Linked DNA regions of Homo sapiens: all the other regions are linked to region 1. Evidence: chromatin loops called from intact Hi-C (ENCODE). Cell type or tissue: heart right ventricle. All regions are shown on one strand. Each heading gives the region's core, and the rest is flanking DNA. Links, peaks and the distances in the headings are about the cores only.

Evidence for each region. Hi-C counts contacts between places; a loop is a spot of excess contacts. Peaks named below come from ENCODE experiments on the same cell type or tissue, not always from the same donor. Only the 100,000 strongest peaks of a DNase experiment are listed, where the experiment ranks them.
Region 2: a loop joins it to region 1, with 5 times the contacts of the local background. A loop is called at or near these places in 80 of 110 quality-filtered maps.
Region 3: it touches region 1 in a loop (3-fold over the local background); 26 of 110 quality-filtered maps call a loop at or near these places.

The regions. Positions count from the first base shown.
Region 1 is chr3:40,330,158-40,337,812 of GRCh38, reverse strand. No RefSeq gene overlaps it. Among named protein-coding and RNA genes, the nearest start is that of EIF1B, 24 kb to the right of the region's middle. RefSeq lists an enhancer at 101-150. In heart right ventricle, for the core only: no CTCF peak of the experiment used is centred there; a DNase peak (open chromatin) is centred at 4,202.
Region 2 is chr3:41,877,378-41,885,032 of GRCh38, reverse strand. It overlaps ULK4 (unc-51 like kinase 4), which reads left to right. Exons shown (of 37, transcript NM_017886.4): 17 at 1,081-1,159. Among named protein-coding and RNA genes, the nearest start is that of ULK4, 81 kb to the left of the region's middle. In heart right ventricle, for the core only: a CTCF peak has its summit at 3,582 (motif pointing right); no DNase peak of the experiment used is centred there.
Region 3 is chr3:40,428,980-40,436,634 of GRCh38, reverse strand. The region is part of intron 2 of ENTPD3-AS1 (ENTPD3, EIF1B and MYRIP antisense RNA 1); the gene reads left to right. Among named protein-coding and RNA genes, the nearest start is that of ENTPD3-AS1, 21 kb to the left of the region's middle. In heart right ventricle, for the core only: a CTCF peak has its summit at 3,604 (motif pointing right); no DNase peak of the experiment used is centred there.

The DNA.
Region 1 (7,655 bases), core at 1,186-6,185:
TTTAAACGGCTCATGTTATGATATGTGAATTTTATCTCAACAAAAACAACAAATGACAAGAAAGGGTATCCCTACGTCTATTATCAACCCTCTTAAGGAGCACGGCAGGGACAGGTGTATTTCCTGGGCTTAGTGCTGCAGTTGGAGCTTCTATCCCAGGCGTCATCCAGTCTGGGTAGGAGGAGCCTCTGGTTTGTGGTGTGATCAACCTTGATAGCCCTCCTTGGATCCCTGTTCTGAGCAAAGCTGCCTGGCCCCATGGCCCACTACCAGCAGTTTCCATCTATTCCTTGCCCTGAACAACTCCCAACATGGTATCCACTAATTTGTTGCCAATCTCCAGAATCACAAGCCTCAAAAATTAACAAAGATGGGGTGGGGATGACAGTTCGAGGAAAAGAAATGTAAAGTCGTCAGAGGCCAGTGACTAAGAATAACTCACTGAATGCTTTCACACACTTTCATACACTAATTGTGAGAATGTAAATTGACTCAACAATTCTAGAAAGCAATTGAGCAATGTGTTTCCAAAGCCTTTAAAATGATCATATCCTTTGACCTAATTATTGCTCATCTATACATTTATTCTTAGGAAAGAGATGTTAATTAGACAAAGAATCAGCTACGTGGAGGTTCATTCAGTGTTATTTATAATAGCAGAAAATTAGAGACAATCTAAAGCCCCCCAAAAGGGCAATATTGTGATATATCCATGAAATGCAATACTGCTTTGGTTCTCTAGCAATGATCACTTACTATCTCTCACGGAATTTGTGATCAGGAACTTAGGCAGCAGGGAGTAAGGCCTATTTCTACTCTGTAATGCCTGGGGCTTTAAGTGGAAGACCTAAAGTCTGCTATCTTGGAAGACTTGTTTGCTCACGTGTTGGCAGATGCTGATATGAGCTAGAGGCCCAAGTGGGTCAGTCAGCTGGAACATTCACATATGGCCTTTCCATATAGACCTGACTTCCTCACAAATGTGGTTTGGTTCCAAAGGCAAAAAACAAAAAGTAAAAAACAGAGCCATGTTGTCTTTATGAACTAGCCTTGGAAGGCACACAGCATCACTTATGCCACATTCTATTGACTGTGGCAGTTACAAAAGTCTGGCCAGGTTCAAAGGGAGGAAACAGAGACCTCACTTCTTGATGGAAGCACGTGAATGTCACACTGTAAGAAGAGCATGTGGATGGCAGATATGTGGATGTGGGTATATTTGGAAAATACGGTGTGACTGTAACTAGTCATATCTTAAAACAATATCTAATGGTGTGGAAAAATGTCCATTATATGTTACAAAATTAAAAAGTCAGTTTACAAAGCAGTATGTATAGTATAAGCCCACTTTGAATGAAAAACATATAGTCACAAATACTAACAGTGGTTCTGTTAGGGAAACAGGAGCCCAGGAGAGCCACAGTAACATAATTTTAATATCAGCTCCCTCTTGGGACTAACAAGACACATTCCTTGTGGGTCATGACACATAGTCATAAGATATTCACCATTGAGGAAACAGTTTAAAGATACCTGCAAGGACACACTCCTACAACAATGGAAAGTCCAGATGTCCCAATACCCATGACCATATATGCTTTCAAGATAATTATGCTTTGATGTAATTGCACACTAAAATGTCAAGGATCGTTTTATTTTTTATTTTTCTTTCTTTCTCTTTTTTTAGAGACAGGGTCTCACTATATTGCCCAGGCTGGTCTCAAACTCCTGGGCTCAACCGATCCTCCTGCCTTGGCCTATCAAAGTGCTGGGATTATAGAAGGATAGTTTTCTTTAACTAAACAGAGTAATAAATTTTGCTATGCTGTCAGCCCACCTGCATGTAGACATACCTTAGCTTAGCTTTTACATAGACTAGACCCTATATAAGTAAAACTTCAAAAAAAAGACAAGGCAGTCTTCTTCTTGCTTTCTGAGGATGCCCTACTCTGTAACTGAGTAGCTTTCAATAAACTATCTCTTCTCACTGCACTCTGCGATGTGCCTTGAATTCCTTCTTGTGTGAGATCTAAGAACCCTCTCTTGGGGCCTGGAATCAATATCCCTTTTCCAGCAACAGTTCTTTCTAGGATGTGGAATAACAGGAAATGTTTAATTTCATCTTTATTATTTTCTATATTTTCCAACATTTCCAAAATAAACACATATTAATTTTATAATTAGATAATAAAATAAAAATAAAAATACCTAGTCAATTTTTTTTTTTGAGACAGAGTTTCACTCTGTTGCCCAGGCTGGAGTGCAGTGGTGCAATCTCGGCTCACTGCAACCGCCGCCTCTGGGATTCAAGCCATTCTCCTGCCTCAGCCTCCCAAGTAGCTGGGATTACAGGCATGTGCCATCATGCCTAGATAATTTTTATATTTTTAGTAGAGATGGGGTCTCACCATGTTGGCCAAGCTGGTCTTGAACTCCTGACCTCAAATGATTCACCTGCCTTGGCCTCCCAAAGTGCTGGGATTACGGGAGTGAGCTACCATGCCCGAAAATTTTTTTTTTTTTTTTTAATGAGCTGCTCTGCCTTAGGATACTTTAGAGATTCTTTACCTTAGTGTGTCATGTATCTTCTGCCCCACATTTCAGAGAATGGTAGGCTTTCCTCATGTTGAAGGCCAATCCCACAGCTAGCCCGCCTGTTCTTGCCTTCGCTGAGGGACTTTACTCAATTGGTTACTCCCTGTCTCTCCACTGTCTTCATCCTGTTCTTTAATCCTTGATCTTGCCTCCTGGTTTAAAGGTATTTTTGAGTGCCCAAACTTTAAGAATTAAAATATTTATTTCACTTCAATATCTACTACTCTATCTCTGCTCTGGAAAGAATCATCTATACTGGCTTTCTCTATTTTCTCACTTCCAATTCTTTTCTCAGCTCTCCACAATATGCTTTCTGGCCTCACTACTCAATTTAAACTGCCCTGGGAAGGGTCAACAGTGGCTGCTGGATTATTAAATCCAGTGGAACCAGAGGTCACAAACTGGGGTCTGTGGGCATGCTCTTGTCCATGGATGGATTTCTCTTGGGCTTCATAGTGCTTTCAAATTTTTGAGTTGATTTCAACATTCAAAAATTGGGAAAGTCCATATAAAAATGCAGAATTCCAGCATCTCTTTAAAAATTGGAAGCTCTAACAATACTGGCCCCACCTTCTTGCATGGAAACAGCCTCTTGAGTAGACTAGTAGCTACCTCCCAAAGAGGATACCTGCTCTCCAGGGCCCCTTAGGCCCCACTTGGGTTTGGCCTTAGATATTTGATCACATTGGCTTTTGGCTTATGGATATTTGAGTTTTAGGCCTTCACGTTTATTAAAGTTAACTTGTGTCATTATCATCAAGGTTAAGACTAAAATTGTGTCTTCGTTAGTGTTCCTCCAAAAGCTGACACTGAGACTAGGATTGGGTGCAAGTAGTTTATCTGAAAAGTGATTCCTAAAAGCTTGGTGAGAGAGAAGGGAAGTGAGTCAGAGAAGAATGAAAGCCAATACAAGGTGAATTAATGAGCTGGAGGCTAGGGCAGTCACCTGGGGCTCCCTCCTGGGGGACCTTCTGAGAGACATTCTGAGAGAAGAAGTGGAACCAATAGTTGAGGAAGCTGGGGTGTTTGTCCACCAGCTCCTGTCCCTCATTGGAACCACTCCTGGAGCATTAACTCCCTGGCACTTCCGGGCAGTCCTGCTGACTTGCCGCACATGCCCACAGCCAGAGAATGGCCTGTCAGAGACATGCAGATGTGTAGGGTAGGAAGCTGTGGGCCTGTGGGAACTGTAGGTGACTGCCAGGTGCACAGTAGGCAGGGCCCTGACAATGTCTACAGAAAGCTGATTTCATCTCATTTCCCCATCATGCCTGGCACGGAGTTAGCACTTCATAAATGTGAGTGGTTGGAAGTTCTTGGTTTTCTTATGCTTCCCCTGATTACTTCTTATCGGAAATGAGATGAAGTTAAATGGGTAATTGTATAATCCTAGTTTGTTTGAGTCTCCCTGTGTAGTTGGGGCGGGGAGGGGAGGGGAGGAATTACTGAAATCATCCATTCTTTGCCTATAGGCAGATCACAGCTTTCCTTGAGAGCACTCTTGTTGGTTCCCTGAGTACAGTGTTGGATTTAATAGTCAGGAAAGTCTATTTTTACTTGGTGATGCCTCTGGGTGTTCTTCTGCAAGGTTCTGGCCTGGGTCCAAGTTGCTGTGGCACTGATTCCCAGCAGCATGTGGCCACAAGGATAAGGCATGAGTGAATTAAAGTTTAATTAAAGGTGAAACTCCAATATGGATGGAGCTGGCTGTCTCCTGCTGGGTAATTAGTGAGGCGAGGGTTTGAAAGGGCAGCACAAAGATCCCCGCTGATGTCAGACGCTCCTCCTAGGTATGTCCTCTTGGGCAGTTTTGTGGAACACCTTTTTTCCTCCCTGGCAGTAGAATAGAAAGATGTTGTAAACTAGTAGTAGAAACAAAGAACACCAATGTGGGTGGCCTGGGGTAGCAAATGCGAGTGGCTTCTCATAGGTTCATCATCAAATCGGTTACCATGACTTGCAGGCTCCTCCTCCTGAGCCCTTCAAGCAGCCATCTGGGAAAGACCAGGTGGAAAGGCGTTCTTGGGGACAGACCTAACTTTCATGGGTGTCAATGAGCGCTTTGTCCCGTGGTCTCCCTATTCTGGTGTACGTGTGAAGTGGAGGAGGGTCAATTTCTCAGCTTCTGTCCCCTTCAGGGGGTGTACTCAGAGCTGCGTGTTAGACTTCCCTGACCATTTTATCCAGAGCAGAACCAGGCTCCAAGGACCCCAGGAAATGGAGTGCGCGGACCTTCACAGTAATATCAGCAGTGCTAACAATAACTATACCGACGAAGTTCAGCAAGCACTCACTGTGCAGAGTGCAAGCTCAGGCAGTCATGCATCATCACACTCACTCATTCACTCCTCCCCGCAACACCGCAGCTCTGCCGGCACTTGCATCTTCCTTTTCACTCTCCAGGCCTAGTGCTCTCACAAGGCCAGCTGAAACAAATCTCTGGCGTGCTCATTGCTCTGCTCTCCTCAGGGTCCCTCATGATCCCTCCTTTCAGACAGCTGCAGCTCCTACCACCAACGGCTGGATTATTTTCTTATTTCCCATCTCAAATTTCTGAAAGCAAGAACATCCCAGTCTGCTGGGACCTGAGACTTATGCAGTTTTAGAGACCCCCTTTAAGAAAGGAATAAAAGCATATGAATGAATGCAATACTAGGCTCAGGGGCAAGGAGGAGGCCTGGACAGGCGAGGCACCAGAAAGTCCCAGTGTGTTTGTTTCAGGGTGAGTCGGCCTCTGCTAGAGTCTAATAATACGTTTTTATTCTGGTGGTTGGGGTGGAGTGGGGTGACAAGCCATGGTACCAAACCCAGTTATTAAAAGCTGGTGCATTTGAGCATGGTCCCTGTCTCTGATGTTCTCCTCTCAACCACGCAAGGAGGCCCGGTCTTCCAGAGTGGACTCAGCCACCTCACCATTTCATGTGTATTCATCCAGAAACTGGGCTTGGGAGAAACTTCCCTGGGGCCTTGGGCTAAGAAGCACGCACTCCATGGAGTTCTGCAGGCAAAGGTGCAGACATGAGGTAGGGAATCGTCAGTGGTCATTTGGTGTCCCATACATTCCTTGTTCCTTGTGTGTACAGCTCCCTTAAAGATGTTATGGAGATAAGGGATGGCTGGACCCAGCCAAGTTGGGGGCATTTGTAGGGTTCATGGACCCAGGCCAAATTGTTATCTTAAAACTACTGAAATCTTTCCATGGTTCCTAACACCCATCTCTGATTATTTCCCTAGCATAGGTGCCTGAATGTGAAAAGATATGAACATTTTAAGGAGCTTGACATAAAATTTCATTTGCATGAAATTCATTCAAATTCATTCAAATGTCATTTCAGAAAGTCATACCAATTCACATTTTCTCCAAAGAGATGTGCGTTTCCACTGTACAGTGGCTTCACCAACAATGGATGCCACCATTTAAAATAATTTTATTTATTGTTTTTCTCTATCTACAAAAGTAATAATGATGTTCTTTATAAAAGTTTTAATGTTGACAGAAATATACAACTGAGAAAATGAAAGCCCTCCCATTCCTCCTATTCCCTTGGGTAACAAATGCAGAGTGGCTTCTCCTAGGTTCATCATCAAATCGGGCACCATAACTTCCAGGCTCCTCCTCCTGGGTCCCTTAAGCAGCCATTTGGGAAAGACCAGGTGCAAAAAGGTTCTTGGGCATAGACCTGACTTTCATGGGTGTCAATGAGCGTTTTGCTCCCAACTATCCAGAGATAACCCCCATAAACCGTTAGATGAATATTTATTTATGCAGATATCTTCTGCGTTTATGTTATGATGGAATTTTGGGGCTTTGTTTTTTAACCAAAATGATGTCACACCAGATATACTTCTTCAAAACTAGCGTTTTTAGTGTTCCATATGGATTTCTTCTGGGCCCTCTTTATACATTCCTAAAGAAACTCATTCATTCATGGCTTTAAAAATATTCTATGGGCTGATACCTCCTGAATTTATGTCTTCTCTGAGCTCCAGACTTACAAATCCAACTAGTTGCTTGACATCTCTGATTGGATGTCTCTTAGGCATTTAAAACTTAACATGTTCAGGGTAGGTGTGATGTCTCACACCTGTAATCCCAGCACTTTGGGAGGTTGAGGTGGGAGGAACATTTGAGCCCAGGATTTTAAGACCAGTTGGGCAACATAGTGAGACCCTGTCTCTATTAAAAAAAAAAAAATTCAACATGTTCAAAATGGAATTCTTGTTTCCACTCCTCAATCCTGTCTTTCTACCCCAGCCTCCCTCATTTTAATAATGTCACTCCCAGCCACCCAATTTCCAAAGATAAAATCCTGGAAGTCATCTTTTCCTTGCCACTTATGGCCAACACAACAGCAAGTCCTGTTAATTCTATCTCCAAGCGAGTCTCTTGTCCACCCACTTCTCTGCCTCTTTACCACCATCATTCCACGTGTAGTAGCCTCTCATTGGCCTTTTCGCCTCTGCTCTTGCTTTCTGTACGTTCCTCTCTCTGACTAACAGCCATAATCAGCTTCTTAGAATAAATCCAATTGTTCTGCTCCCATGCTTGGAACTCATCAATGCCCTCAGATAGCATTCATGCATCTTGCCATGGTCTGTGAGGCCCTGTCTAATTGGCTTGCTTCTCAGCTTCACTCCTCTCATGCCAACCTATGTCCCCATCCTGTGCTCCAATCACTCAGGTCCACTGCTTTCTCACGGGAAGACTTTGCGTTTGCCAAGCCCTCCTTCTGAAGCTTGCCACCTCCCACTCTTTGCCTGCCTAAATCCTTTTCAGTTCTCATTGATTTAACCATTCTCCTGTTGTTTCAAAATTTTCAGTGTTATAAACAATAGTGCATTGAACATCTGAATGCATTCAATTTTGTCCCACGGCTTGATTGTTTACTTGTCATAAATTCCCAGAAGTGAATTGCTAGAGGGAAGGGAATTCTTATGTTAAATTTTGGTGTGCACAACATTGTAATGTCTTCGTGATCCTGCTGATTTTCCTCCCTATATTCATCCTCCCAGGAGAAGCAGACCCCAGATGAGGGTTTCAGTGCATGTGGTTTCCCCTG
Region 2 (7,655 bases), core at 1,306-6,305, 1.5 Mb before region 1:
TAAAAAAAATTAGCTGGCTGTGGTGGTGCATGCCTACAGTCCCAGCTAGCTGGGGGGGTTGAGGTGGGAGGATGGCTTTTCCAATTGTCCTACAGATATTTTTCAAAATGACTACTTTTAAAGTATAATCTTTTTATTCACAGGTGGGATGCTAATTCTACAATTGCCTAGGACTTCTTTAATTTGTGTAGGTTAAGAGATTTTAATGGGAAATTTAAGAAGTGTTGAAATTTATAAGGATTATTTCTGTATGTTAGAGTTGTGATAACGCAGACATTTTCCCTGTAGTACTTCTCTGAGTCTGATTTGTTTTCCTCCATGGGTACCACATAGGTTTATTTTAAGATGGTAAAAAATAAAAGCTGACTAAGGTACATACTGATTATCCTAGACAACATGCAGACATCACTAAATAAGAGTGCAGTTTTCATCAACTCACCATTTGTTTTAATTAGAAAAAAACTCATCAAAACTAATTTCTCTGCATGAAATACCTTTTCAAATCACATTGAATGTCATTTAATAGTAATTTATCCACTTCAGTTTTCTGCTGGATACTAAAGGAACACCTCATTAAAACTAGTGTTTATGCAAATAACAATATTTAAAAACTTGATTGTAAAAATTTCTTTTACACTGAATACATACAGATATGTTACTGTTCAGATATTATTTACTACTTACATAGAAACTCATTGATCTACTAACAAGTAGAAAAGAGACCTTTAGCCAAATGCCTCTGTACTCAGCAATAAAAGGATTAATTACTGTTTTGCTCTTTTCTCTGGTTAAAGATTTTTAAAATTTTTATTTTTCGTTTTACTATTAAACCACAACTTGTTTAAATTTTGTCGCTGTTGCAGTATTGCAGCGGACATTACGGTTCGTGTCTCCCTAAGTATACGAGGGAGAGTTTCTCTGGGCTGTGTACATGTGGGAGTGTGGGCCTGACCTGTCACATTCAATTTTTATTTCTCAGTCTTATATCTAATGCTCATCATTGCATAATGTAACTAGCTGGGATTAGTTTCCTCGGTCCCCGACTCTTCTTTTCAGAGCCTGTTTTCTCTCCATTTACAGACGGGCCAAGGTTGCTCACGTAATTGGTTTACTGGCTTCGCACACAGCTGAGCTCCAGGAAAATACACCTGTTGTTGAGGTAATGTCTTTTATTACTTAAATGTGATGAATGTCAAGAAATACTGTTCTTGATTCTGTAATTTAGAACCTGCAGCTTTCACCGACCTTCACTTGTTTTTTCTCTGTGGGATTGTGGCAATCGTTCTAAAACTGTTACCTCAACAGACCTTTAGGCTTAAACATAGCAGCACATATACAATGTAGTCCATCATTAAAATGGCACAGCAGAGTTAACAAGGCTTATGAACTCTACTCATCATTATTTCATTTGTTTTTGAATAAGGCTTTTTTCATTTCTAGTTTTCTTATAGTCTGTCCAACAGACTAATGTATTTCCTAGTTAAAGCATAGCTTACAATTCAAAATTCAAATTATTTTGGCCTTTCACCTTGAATGTAGTGTTTTCGTATGAAAGATTACTTTCTACCTATTCCGTTAACGTATGTTACACTTAATTGGTAATGGAGTTTTATCCCTTGAACTGGGAGAGGCTCAAGAGTCAGCATAGGTGAAAAGAACCAAGGCTTTTAGGGGAAACAGCAAGAGCTCCTGAAGGAAGTAAAAAAGGGGTAAGGAGAGGGGATTTTGTAGAGTTGAAGCTGGTTGTGTGGTATTTGGGGCTTTAAGAAAAATTGGAAAAATTTCTATGTCTGTCTTGTCCACTGTAGTAGCCAACTGGTATTTGGAGCCTTAAGAGGAATTGGAACATTTTCTCTCTGTGCTGTTCACTGCAGCAGCCAATTGCTGGGATAGTATCCCAGCTGGCCTTATAGTGTCTGGGTGGAGATTAATTTAATTTCAGTGTATTTCCCTTGCTTACAATTCCATCTCTATTTCCTGCAAACTGCTGGATCTCTGAGTTACTAGTAAAATGCCACAAAGTCTAAATTTTTCCTTTTTTGGGGGGCCTAAAAAAATGAATTGTGACCTATATGATTACTGATGGTACCCAGCTTGGTTCTCAGAGATGTGTCAGGTAGATTTTTGTCTGAAAGATTGAGCATCTAGGGCAGTATTACCAGGAAGATGAGAAGGCTTAGGATCTCAAAAATGGGGGTTCCTTCTGATGGCTCAGAGCAAAAGGTCTCCAGTGAGATGGAGTAGCTGTAGGAGATGGGAGAGAACTTAAAGTCCAAGACAAAGTGCCAAGATTTTAGAGGATGTTCCTGCATCGTCAGAGCAGGCATTGGTTGCTCAGGAGCTGTGAAGAAGGAGCCTCTGAATATGTGAAATATGACTGTTGAATTAAATGATTCAGTAGTTGCAGTAATAAGTATTAAGTAGGATGGATACTTTAGGAAGCTGAGTTAGTGAATTTGAAGATCAGTTGGATGAATTCTCTTAGGATTCAGAAAGAAAGAGGATAAAGATTATGAACTAAAAAGGCATGGATGATAGTTTCAGATTTGTTGAACTATCCAGTATAGTAGCCACCAGCCACTATGGCTATTGAGTGCTTGAAGAAAAGCTAGTCTGAATTGAGATGATCAACTTATAGAAAAGAATACTACGACCACCCTGTAATTTCCAAACCCCATTGTTCTACTTTATCTTTTTCACAGCATGTATCACCACCTGGCATTTTATGTATTTATTTCTCTTTCCACACTAGACTACAAGCTCCATTGGAATCGGGATTTTGAACTGTCTTGTTCAACACTCCACTCCAGTGCCTAGACAGTGCCTTGTGTATGTATAGATACTGACAAATATTTCAAAATAAATAAAACTGTATCAGCATTCTTGGGACTCCGTGTGGCAGTGCCTGGAAGATGGTGTGTTTTGCTGCTGCAGGAATTGTCAAGGGGCTGGGCAGAGGGCATGTGAAGTAACCTGGGACCTGTTGGTCACCCTGGGTGATGTGATGGCCTCATTCTACTGGTACTTGCTGTTGCTGCTGCTGTACTCCCACTTGGAGAGTTTGGCCCAGCAGTTCCTGAACCATATTTGTTACCTGTTCTCACTCAGGTTGAGTTCTGTGGCCAGTTTATATTCTCAAAGTATTTCTCTTACTCCAGTTGTTGTACTTTGTTGACATTGTATTCCTGGTGCTGCCTCAACTGAGAGGAAAGGGTGGATGTTAATTCCCGAGGTTCTTGTATCTTTTATTCCAGTACTGTTCTCTTCATGGGTATTTGCTGATGCTTTATTAGTTCGAAATGCAAGAATTTAGGGAAAATCATACTTATTTGATTAAAAAAAATGGCGTGTACTGAACTATCTGGTGAACTATTTTGAATTACACTGTATTGTGAACTACATTTGGTTGGATAATAGAGAGCTTGTATAATAACTTGAAATTGAGCTAGGTGCTCCTTTGTGATGCCATCTTAATTTTGTTATTTCTCAACACTTTTTAGTTCTTTATTTCATTACTTTTAATGGCAAAAACTGTAATTACTTTTGCACCAACCTAATTCCTGCTGTGAGCAATTGGCTGTGATAATTTAAGTAGCCACTAGAGGTCATTCAAGCACCAGAAAAAAAGTTGTGCAAGTTTTAAGAATTTATGTTTCAGTTTCCAAAAGCAGGATCTGTGGAGGCTGAGCAGGTACATGGTACCATGTTTCATCTTTTTCCTGTTTTTTTTTTTTTTTTTTTTTTTTTTAGAAGTTTCTGCTACAGGATGTGTGGCTCCATTCCACTGGTGATTTTTACCATTTGAGATGAATAAGATGAATGAAAACCATTATAGTCTCTCCAGAAAAATAAAGTCAACACCTAGCACATGATTTTAGGGGATCTGGGAACCCCGTGGAGTGAATCTTTGGTTCATAACTCTTGAGACCAGTTTTCTGTAAAACTCACAATTGGGTGCTTGTAGATAATTTTTCAATAATCAGTAACAAAATTTCAAGTGTAAGATGAATCCTAAATTCTCTATTAGGTTTACTCTCAGTGAACAGGAAAAATTGTGGTTGCAGACCCTATAAGCATCTTATTTTATTTTACTTACTTATTTATTTTTTTGCGATAGAGTCTCGCTCTGTTGCCCAGGCTGTAGTGCAGTGGTGTGATCTTGGCTCGTTGTAACCTCTGCCTCCCGGGTTGAAGAGATTCTCAGCCTCAGCTTCACGAGTAGCTTGGACCACAGGTTCATGCCACCATGCTCTGCTAAGTTTTGTATTTTTAGTAGAGACACGGTTTCATCATGTTGGTCAGGCTGGTCTTGAACTCCTGGCCTCAAGTGATCCATTTGTCTTGGCTTCCCCAAAGTATTGGGATTACAGGCATGAGACACTGCACCTGGCCCCTATAAGCATTTTAATGGCATAGAACCTCATTTTGTTACTCACCTTTGTACCCCACAGTGCCGAGCCAGCAAAGTAATGTGTATTTTAGGCAGTTAATGCTGGAGAGTTTAATGAATGATTAAAAGAATGTCAGAAGAATATGATGGTATAATTTGTTATAAAGAGACAGAAAAAATGGAGCAAAAATCTATTTTACTATCCTTGTAATATAATTTAAATCTCTTTCATCTTATTCTGTCATCAACAGCTACAGAAAATAACTGGTCATGATCTCCTTTATGCATTTAGAAGCATTTATTGACATCTGTATCTTTTTTACTGAAAAATATAACCATCTGAAGCTTATATTCCTAGATAACACATTTACCACTCTGTAATCATTGTGGTTTCTATGTGTAATAATTTTAAAAAACATTTCTGATATTAAGCCAATATATTTAGTCTGAAGCGTGCAGTGGATATATTTTATGAAATTTAATATAGACCCATCAAATTCTAAAACTGAAAGGAATTTTTTTTGTGACTGAGTCTCACTCTGTTGCCCAGGCTGGATTGCAGTGGCGTGATCTTGGCTCACTGCAACCTCTGTCACCCAGGTTCAAACGATTCTCCTGCCTCAGCCTCCCGAGTAGCTGGGATTACAGGCATGCACTACCACGCCCAGCTAATTTATTTTGTATTTTTAGTAGAGATGGGGTTTCACCATGTTGGCCAGGCTGATCACGAACTCTTGACCTCAAATAATCCATCCGCCTCAGCCTCCCAAAGTGCTGGGATTACAGGCATGAGCCACCACTCCTGGCCAAAAGGAGTATTAACAGACATTTTAGGTTAACCCATTCATTAAATTTCTTTATTATCAGCTGGGCGTGGTGACTCACGGCTGTAATCCCAGTACTTTGGGAGGCTGAGGTGGGAGGATAACTTGAGCCTAGGAGTTTGAGACCAGCCTGGGCAACATAAGGAGACCCTGTCTCTAGAAAAAATAGAGTTTGGTGTGGTGGTGCACGTCTGTGGTCCCAGCTACTCAGGAGGCTGAGACATGACCCTGGGAGGTTGAGGCTGTAGTGGGCTATTATCATGCTATTGCACTCCAGCTTGGGCAACAGAGCAAGACCCTGTCTCAAATTTTTTTTTTTTAAATTATGGAAAATTTCAACATATATAGAAGTAGAGAGGCTAGAGTAATGAGGTAGTATCATTTGCTTCCAGCAATCAACACTGGCTAATCTTGTTTCATCTTGTGTCCTGCTTTCATTCCCCCTCTCCCTTTTTCTCTCCCTCTCTCTTTCTTGCTGGAGTATTTTAAATAAAATGATATCATTTTACTAGTAAATATCTTTTGCTAGCAGAAAAGGATTAGAAAAATGTATAACCATGATTTCATTATCACACCCAATACATTCAGCAGTAGTCTCTGAATATCATCTAATACCCAGTTAGTGTTCAGATTTTCTTGGTGGTTTCATACATGTCATTTTGTAATTTTTCTTTGAGCCAGGATTGCGTTTAGATATTGTGACCCTTAAGTCTCTTAATTCCTGGTCTCTTATTTTTTAGTGTCATTTATTTGTTACAGACAAATTGTCCCTTGTCTTGGCCCAAATTGGAATACCAGAAGCTTTACTGCACCCTTTTGGTGTTATTTAATATAGTCCTTTATCACCTGCCTTTCCTTTCTTGCGCATGGCTGCTTAGATGTGGACCCTTGATTCAGTACTTTTTTTTGGGGGGATGGCTTGGGGAAATAGGAATTTGTCACAGTTGGTGCTGTATTTCTCCTACTGCTTCATAGGAAGTGAGACAATTAAACATTATATGCCTCTATTAGAGGGGTTAAAGTTGATCACTAGACTCAGATGTTGTCAGCCTTATTATAAATATTCCCATCACTCTTTTTTTTTCTTCATACCCTTATCTGTGAGTCAGGAACTCCTCACTCTTTTTTTTTTTTTTTTTTTTTAACAGTTTTAACATCAATCGATTATTGTCTACATGTAGTAATCCTTTAGAGTTGCAAAATGATAATTTTCTTATTCTGTAATTTCCTTTCTATTTGTAGTTGGAAGTTTTCTTACAGAAGATCTTTCCCTGATCAACTATTTGGTTATCCTTAAAATAGAGTTTGTTTTGCAAGGCAGGATAAATGCTTGATTGTTCCTCTTCATAGGTCAGTTTTCAGAATAAAGAGTTGGTACCTGAGAAATCTCCGTGTCTAGTGAGATTGATTTTATATTGTTAAGAACTTACAGGTGTATATATGTATATGTATATCGTCTAGTCCTTTGCAGTCATTAGTCTTTTTGATGCTTACATTGTTTCATCTCCATCCAGTGGGAGCTCTTTCAAGTTTGCTCCTTTCTCCCTTTGACATGAGCCTACTCCTGTCTCTGACAGCTTGCTGGCTTCTCGGCAGTGAGCTTTCATAGGCTTGTTTCGGGAATAGTCAACCCCTAGTTTTGAAACCACTTCTATAAGGAATCTTGTTTACTTTGTTAGAAGATGTAGTTAGAGAACTCAATCTGGGTTCTCTAGGTTTTTTTTTTTTTTTTTTTTTCCTGGTAGAGCTTTTCAGAGGTTAGATCTAGGTACTATTGTTTCTTAAAAAGAGAAAAATTCACAGTTTATTCTGCTTTTCCAATTCAGATTTTTTTATTGAGACAGAGTTTTGCTCTTGTTGCCCAGGCTGGAGTGCGACGGCGCGATCTCGGCTCACCGCAACCTCTGCCTCCCGGGTTCAAGCGATTCTCCTGCCTTAGCCTCTTGAGTAGCTGAGATTACAGGCATGCACCATCATGCCCGACTAATTTTGTATTTTTAGTAGAGATGGGGTTTCACCATGTTGGCCAGGCTGGTCTCAAACTCCTGACCTCAGGTGATCCACCCACCTTGGCCTCCCAAAGTTCTGGGATTATAGCGGTGAGCCACCACGCCTGGCTCCAATTCAGATTTAAAATTCGTTTTTACCTTTTGATTTACAATTTTTATTTTTCTTCTCATAAGCTAAAATTCCTGGCTGGGGCGGTGGCTCATGCCTGTAATACCAGCACTTTGGGAGCTGAGGTGGGTGGATCACTTGAGTTCAGGCGTTCGAGACCAGCTTGGCCAACATGGCAAAACCCCATCTCTACTAAAAATACAAAAATTAGCCGAGCATAGTGATGCACGCCTGTAATCCTGGCTCCTTGGGAGGCTGGGGCATGAGAATTGCTTGAACCCAGGAGGCGGAGGCTGCTGGGATCGGACCACTGCGCTCCAGCC
Region 3 (7,655 bases), core at 1,524-6,523, 98 kb before region 1:
GCAAAGAGTAGAAGGTATCTAGGAACCACTATTCTTTTTTTTTTTTTCTTTTCGAGAAGGAGTCTTGCTCTGTCGCCCAGGCTGGAGTGCAGTGGTGCAATCTCGGTTCACTGCAACCTCTGCCTCCCGCGTTCAAGCGATTCTCCTGCCTCAGCTGCCTCAGTCTCCTTAGTATCTGGGATGACAGGTGCTCTACCACACCTGGCTAATTTTTGTATTTTTAGTAGAGACAGAGTTTCACCATGTTGGCCAGGCTGGTCTTGAACTCCTGACCTCATGATCCACCCGCCTCAGCCTCCCAAAGTGCTGGGATTACAGGCATGAGCCACTGCACCTGGCCAGAATCACTATTCTTAAACAGCTTTAATTATCTTTATTTTGTGCTTGCCAACCCAACTTGCAGCTGTACTTGATGCCACAGATTCCTGAGCTTTTTGAGAACACTGCTGTTTACATTGGTTGATTTTTTATTTTCTCATTGTTTTAGGATTGTGCTTTCTTGGGTCTGCTAAGTCAGTTACCCCTGGTCCACCATGCCAAAATGTTTTTGTTGTTTTCTTTTCTTCTTTTCTCTCCATGCTTATGGATATGTGCTGGTATAAACAGTTTTTGTTTTTTTAAGAAAATAGTCTGGATCTTAACCTTCCTCTTACTAAACCCTCTCTCCCTGCTATATTCACATGTCATTTAATAGCAACTCTATCCTTTCAGTCACTCAGGCAAAAATATTGGAATAACTTTTAACCCCTCTTTTTCTCTCTCACTCCATGTACATTCATCAGCAAACACTGTGGGCTCTACTTTCACATATATCCGGGGTCTGACCATTGCTCACAGCCTCTACTGCTACCAACCTGATCCAAGCCATCAGCATTTCTCATCTGGATTATTAAAATCACCCACCAACTGGTTTTCCTGTTTCTGCTCTTGTCTCCTTTGTTTTTTATCACTGTAACTAGAAACAGAAGCCAGATACCCCTCCTTTGTTCAGAACTCTAAATGGGGCCCCCTTGCACCATCTACTCCGTCTTAACTCCCTTACCCTATCTCCTCCATCTTCCAGTCATTTATTCTGCTCCAATCACAATGGCCTTTGTATTTGTGGTCTCTTTTGCTTAGAATGCTCTTCCTCCAGATATTCAAATGGCCGACTCCTTCACATTTTCCAAGTGTTCGTTCAGACGTCACCTTATCTGAAAAGACTTTTCTGACCTAATGGCGTCCCCATCTCATGCTCCTGGCACTTTCCTTTCCCCTTACTTTTCTTTATATTTCTCCAGATCACTTATAATCCCCTGTACAGTGTGTATTTAGTTGGTTAGTGTCTGTCTCCCCCACTAGAACGTTGGCTCCCTGAAGGCAAGGACTTTGTCTACATTGTTAATTGGTGGAGTTATGCCACCTACACAGGATCTTACTCAGAGGATGAATTCAATCAATATTAGTTGAATGAACAAATGAACAAGCAGTTGAATTGAATGGCTGTATTAAAGGAAACTGAGGCATAGAAAACTTAAGATTTTTAGACAAAGATCACACAACAATGAACAGCAGAACTAGGATGTGTGAACCAGGTTTTTGTGATGTGAAAGCCTGAGTTCTTAATCATTTTGTTTGATATTTGGGAATAATTTTTAATGAGATCTGAAAATGCTAATGGTATAATGCTGTGAACGAAGGAAATATAAAATTGTAATTCCAGCATGATCTTAACTATGTACAAATATGTAGAGAAAAAGATTCAGAAAGAAAAATATCAAATATACAGCAGTGAGATTCTGCGTGTTTATATATATATATATATATATATATATTTTTTTTTTTTTTTTTTTTTTTTTTTTTTTGAGACAGTTTCATTCTTGTTGCCCAGGCTGGAGTGCAATGGCATGATCTCAGCTCACCACAACCTCCGCCTTCCGGGTTCAAGCAGTTCTCCTGCCTCAACCTCCCAAGTAGCTGGGATTACAGGCATGCACCACGATGCCCAGCTAATTTTGTATTTTTAGTAGAGACAGGGTTTCTCCAGGTTGGTCAGGCTGGTCTCGAACTCCTGACCTCAGGTGATCTGCCCGCCTCAGCCTCCCAAAGTGCTGGGATTATAGGCGTGAGCCTCCATGCCTGGCCTCAAAATATGTATTTTAACTTTTATTTAGAAAATTGTAAACATACACAAAGCAGATAGAATACTATAATAAACTCCTATGTCTCATCACCCCAACCTCAAGGACCATCAAAGTATGGGCCAGTTCTACCCCTACATTCTCCCTCCCCTGTAATTTTGAATCAATTCACAGATGTGGTGGTCAATTTTATGTGTCAACTTGGCTAGACTATAGCACCCAGTTATTTGTTAATCTAGGTGTAGCTGTGAAAGTATTTTGTGGGTGTGATTACTGCCCATAATTAGTAGATTTTTAAGGGGACTTATCCTAGATAATCTGGGTGAGCCTGATTAAATCAGTTGAAAATCCATAAGAGCAGAACTGGGACTTCTCTGAGAAGGAAGAAATTCTATCTGTGGACTGTAGCTTTAGTTCATGCCTGAGGGTTCCAGCCTGCTCTTCCTGATGGCCTGCCCTGTGGATTTAGGACTTGCCTAGCTAGCCCCATAGTCTCACAAGCCAATTCCTTGCAATAGATCTCTTAATACTGGCTCTATTTCTCTGGTTGAACTTTGACTGATACGCCAGACGTATCATTTCATCTGGAAACAGTTCAGCAAGTATCTAAACCAGAGGTCCCCAACCCTCAGCCAGGCAGTAGACCAGTACTGGTCCGTGGCCTGTTTAGGAACCGGGCTGCGCAGCAGGTGTTGAGCAGCGGGCAAACCAGCATTACCATCTGAGCTCCGCCTCCTGTCAGATCAGCAACAATGCGAACCCTATTGTGAACTGCGTGTGTGAGGGATCTAGGTTTGCTCCTTATGAGAATCTAATGCCTGATGATCTGAGGTGGAACAGTTTCATCCTGAAACCATCTGTGCATCCCCACCCAGCCCCACACTGTCCGTGGAAACATTGTCTCCCTTGAAACCGGTTTCTGGTGCCAAAAAGGTTGAGGACCATTGATCTAAACAGCAAGGGTTCTTGAAAAAAAAATCCAAGATACCATTATTTCATTTAGTTATTTACTTATTTTGAGACAGAGTCTTGCTCTTCTGCTCAGGCTGGAGTGCAGTGGCGTGATCTCGGCTCACTACAACTTCCACCACCTAGGTTCAAGTGATTGTCTTGGCTCAGCCTCCCGAGAAGCTGGGATTACAGGTGTGCACCACCACACCTGGCTAATTTTTGTATTTTTTGGTAGAGACGGGGTTTCACCAAGTTGGCCAGGCTGGTCTCGAACTCCTGACCTCAAGTAATCCATCTGCCTCAGCCTTTCAAAGTACTGGGATTACAGGCATGAGTCATGGCGCCAGGCCGGTTCCATTATTTTACCTAAACAAAAATTAACAGGAATTCCTTGATAATGTTCAGTGTTCAGATTTCCAATTATCTCCTTATTTTATACTATTAAAACTATTTTTGAACTAATGATTTTTTTTTCTAATACCTTTAGAGAGGTTTAAAAAAAGGGTGGGAGGCTCACCCTGGGAAGAATTTTTTCCATAGCTCCAACAGAGGGCATTCAAGTCTCATGTTTCGAGAGAAAAGACAGTTGTCTCATTTCTATTACACCCTTAGTCATTTAGCTCAGGGCTTGTCGCACAGTAGACTTTTGGTGAAAGTATCATGAGTGAATAAGTAAATGGGTGAAATAAATATGTTTTAAAACTTGTATTTATTAGCTACATCCATGTCAGGCACTGGCTAAGTGCTGTATTTTCTCTTAACTATCCCATGAGGTAGGTATTATGCCTGTTTTATATATGGAGGAAGTCAAGACTCAAGGAGACTGAAAGATATGATGAAAACCATAGAGGTAATAAGGAGAAAATTCTTGAGTTAACCCAGATCTGTCACTTTATATTGTAGTATAGGACATACAGATGATGTATAAATGGTTGAAAAAGGGAACATCTGTAACCACTACCTAGTTGTAGAATAACACTGTCACCCCAGAAGCCCTGTTGTTATGAACTGAATATTTGTGATCCCCCAAATTTATATGTTGAAGCCCTAACCCCCAGTGTAGGATTTGGAGATGGAGCCTTTGGGAGGGTAGATAACTAGGGTTAGACAAGGTTATGAAGGAGTGGCCCTCATGGTGGGATTAATGCCCTTGTCAGAAGAGATCCCAGAGTGCCCTCTCTCTCTCTCTCACTCTCTCTCCCTGAGAGCTCAGAGGAAAGGCCGTGTGGACACAGCATAAAGGCCACCATCTGCAAGCCAGGAATTGAGCCCTCACCAGGAATTAGTCAGCTGATGCCTTGATGTTGGAATTCCCAGGCTCCAAAACTGTGAGAAGATTAATTTCTGTTGTTTAAGCCACTCAATTTATAGTATTTTATTATGGCAGTTCAAGCAGCCTAAGACACCCATTTATCCTTTTCCAGATACAGCCTCCATCTCCTCCCAAATTTCAAAGTAATAATTTCCTTGCTTTTCTTTAGCGTTTAACCTTCTGTGTTTAGTTTTGCCTGTTTTTAAATTTTGTATTAGGCCAGGTGCAATGGCTCACGCCTGTAATCCCAGCACTTTGGGAGGCCGAGGCAGGGGGATCACGAGGTCAGGAGTTTGAGACCAGCCTGGCCAACATGGTGAAACCCTGTCTCTACTAAAAATACAAAAATTAGCTGGGCGTGGTGGCAGATGCCTGTAATCCCAGGAGGCTGAGGCAGGAGAATCGCTTGAACCCAGGACGTGGAGGTTGCAGCGAGCCAGGATTGAGCCACTGCACTCCAGCATGGGTGACAGAGCGAGACTCCATCTCAAAACAAAAATAAAACAAAACAAAAACAAACAAAAAACCTTTTGATTATGTAGTTCTTTTGTTTTCATTGATGTACAGTATTTTCTAGTATGGCTGTATCGCTATTTATTTATTCATTTATTCCGTAGGATAGGCATCTTGGTTGCTGCTTAAAACATTCTTAGGCATGTATCCTGGTATATCTAAGACTATATATCGCTAAGGTATATACTTTGGACTGGAATTTCTTCAACTTTATTAGACAATACCTCCATTTTCCAGAGTGGTTGCATTAATTTACATTCCTACAGCAGTATAGGAGAGTTCCAGTTCCACATCCTCACTAATTTTGGTATTGTCAGACTTCTAAGTTTTGCCAAACGAATGAGCATATTGTACTATTTCTCTGTAGTTTTAATTTGCATTATCCCAATAATGAGATTGAGCATCTTTTCCTATGTTTATTAGACACTTAGTTGTCTCCTTTTGAAAAGTGTCTTCTCAAGACTATTGCCTGTTTAGAAAAATTGAATCATCTTCCTTTTTCTTACTGATTTGTAAGTGTTGTTCATATAATTTGGAAAGTAGTCCTTTATCAGTTATATATGTTGTAAATACCTTCTTCCACTCTGTGGCTTGTCTTTTCACTCTTTTAATGATGTTTTTTGAGGAACAGAAGTTTTACATTTTAATGTATTAAATACTTTCTTATGGTTAATGCTTTTTGTGTAGTGTTTAAGAAACCCTTCCCTTACCCAGTATCCTAAAAATATTCTCCTACATTTTCTTCTAAACCTTTATAGGTTTTTCACACTTAGGTCTTTAAGCTACCTGGAAACATTTCTTGCAAGTGGAGTGAGGAAAGGGTCAAATTCATTTTTTCTCCATTAAGATATCCAATTGTCCTGCATTTTCCCACTGCTCTGATGTGACACCTCTGTTATAAATCAGGTGTCTGTATGTGAATGGGTATGTTAGACTACGGAAATATAAAGCCAAATTCCTAACTACTATATGATACTGCCTTTCTGTGTGAAAGGCAAAGTTATGCAATGGGTTTTAGACTCAACCAGGCCCAAAGCTCAAGCCCCGATCCCTATTCCCCAAATCACTCAGTGACTGAGTAATGCTGTCAGGTACTTTTACCTCTGAACCCATGCTTTTTTTACATAGCTGTGATTAGGAATAGACACTATTTGTGCTACTCATCACTTTTATCTTCACATATTTCAAATCAAAAGACTTGCTTTGGTTGGAGCTTTGGGGTTTGGGGTTCTATAGTTGTATTAGTTTACTGTGACTGTGTAACAAATTGCCACAAATTTAGTGGCTTTAAACGTCATCTTTTTGTTACTTTATAGTTTTGTAGGTCAGAAGTCAGAGTGGGCTCAACTGGGTTCTCCACTTAGGGTCTCAGTAGGCTGAAATCAAGATATGATCTGACCTGGACTCTTATCTGAAAGCTCTGGGGGAAAATATGCTTCCAAGTTCATTCAGGTTGTTGGCAGAATCCAGCTCCTTGCAGCTGTAGGGCTGAGGTTCCTGGTTTTTTGCTGATGCCGCCAGGGATTGCTGTTAGTTTCTAGAGGCTGCACTTAGGGCCTTTGCACACGGCGCCCTCCATCCCCAAGCCGGCAACTGCATGTGGAATTCTTCTCATGCTTTGAATCTCTGACTTCGTCTTCTGGAGAAAATGCTCTGCCTTTAAAGAGCTCATGTGGTGAGGTTAGACCTACCTGGATAAGCTCTCCATTTTAAGGTCAACTGATTTGTAATTACATCTGCAAAATCCTTTTGCCATGTGACAATGTAACCACATAATTGGAGTAACACCAGAGGGGGAAGGAGTATTCTGTTCACCACAGTAACAGTGCTAGATATGCCACTTGAACTGCAGATTTCACAATGGTCTATCTATAAAAATTCTTGTGTGTGTGTGTGTGTGTGTGTGTGTGTGAGAGAGAGAGAGAGAGAGAGAGAGAGAGAGATAGTTTTGCTCTGTTACCCAGGCTGGAGTGCAGCGGCATGATCTCGGCTCACTGCAACCTCCACCTCCCAGGCTCAAGCAATCCTCTTACCTCAACCTCCCAAGTAGCTGGGACTCCAGGTGTGCCCACAACTTCTGGCTAATTTTTGTATTTTTTGGAGAGAAGAGGTTTTGCCACGTTTCCCAGGCTGCTCTCGAACTTCTGGGCTCAAGGAATCCCTCCTGCCTCAGCTACTCCCAAAAGGCTGAGATTACAGGTGTGAGCTACTGCACCCAGTCAAAAATTCTTCGGTGTGTGTCAGAAAACCTGAAGTACCTCAGTTTATTCTAACTTCCCAAATGAGTTAGAAATGTTGACTAGGATTTGCCTTCATGGAGCTTTGGCTCTCTTTCTTGCACATACAAATTTTTTTTCTTGCAAACTCTTGGTGATTTGGATGCTGTTTTTTCCCTGCTATCTCTATAGTTTATTGCCCATTTCTTAGTCACTCATGGAAACAACCTCAATCAACAAATATGAATAAATACTATGTTCATAGCATATGTCCAAATCCAAAATCACACGTAAAAGGTATCAGCCATAATAGGTGTTTTTAGATGTCTGTTGAATAAATGAGGAGTGATGTACAATAGGCTTTGCCCTTAAGTAGCCTACTCTGTCTTTTAGAAATAAGCTGTACACATATGCCAAGATAAATAACAATATGAGGACTTACGTGGCTGGTTTTGAAAAAGTGGTCCAGGAGATAGAGCATAGTATGTGTGTGCAAGGAAAGCTTTGTGGAAGACTTATATGAAGGAACTGGACCTTGAGAAA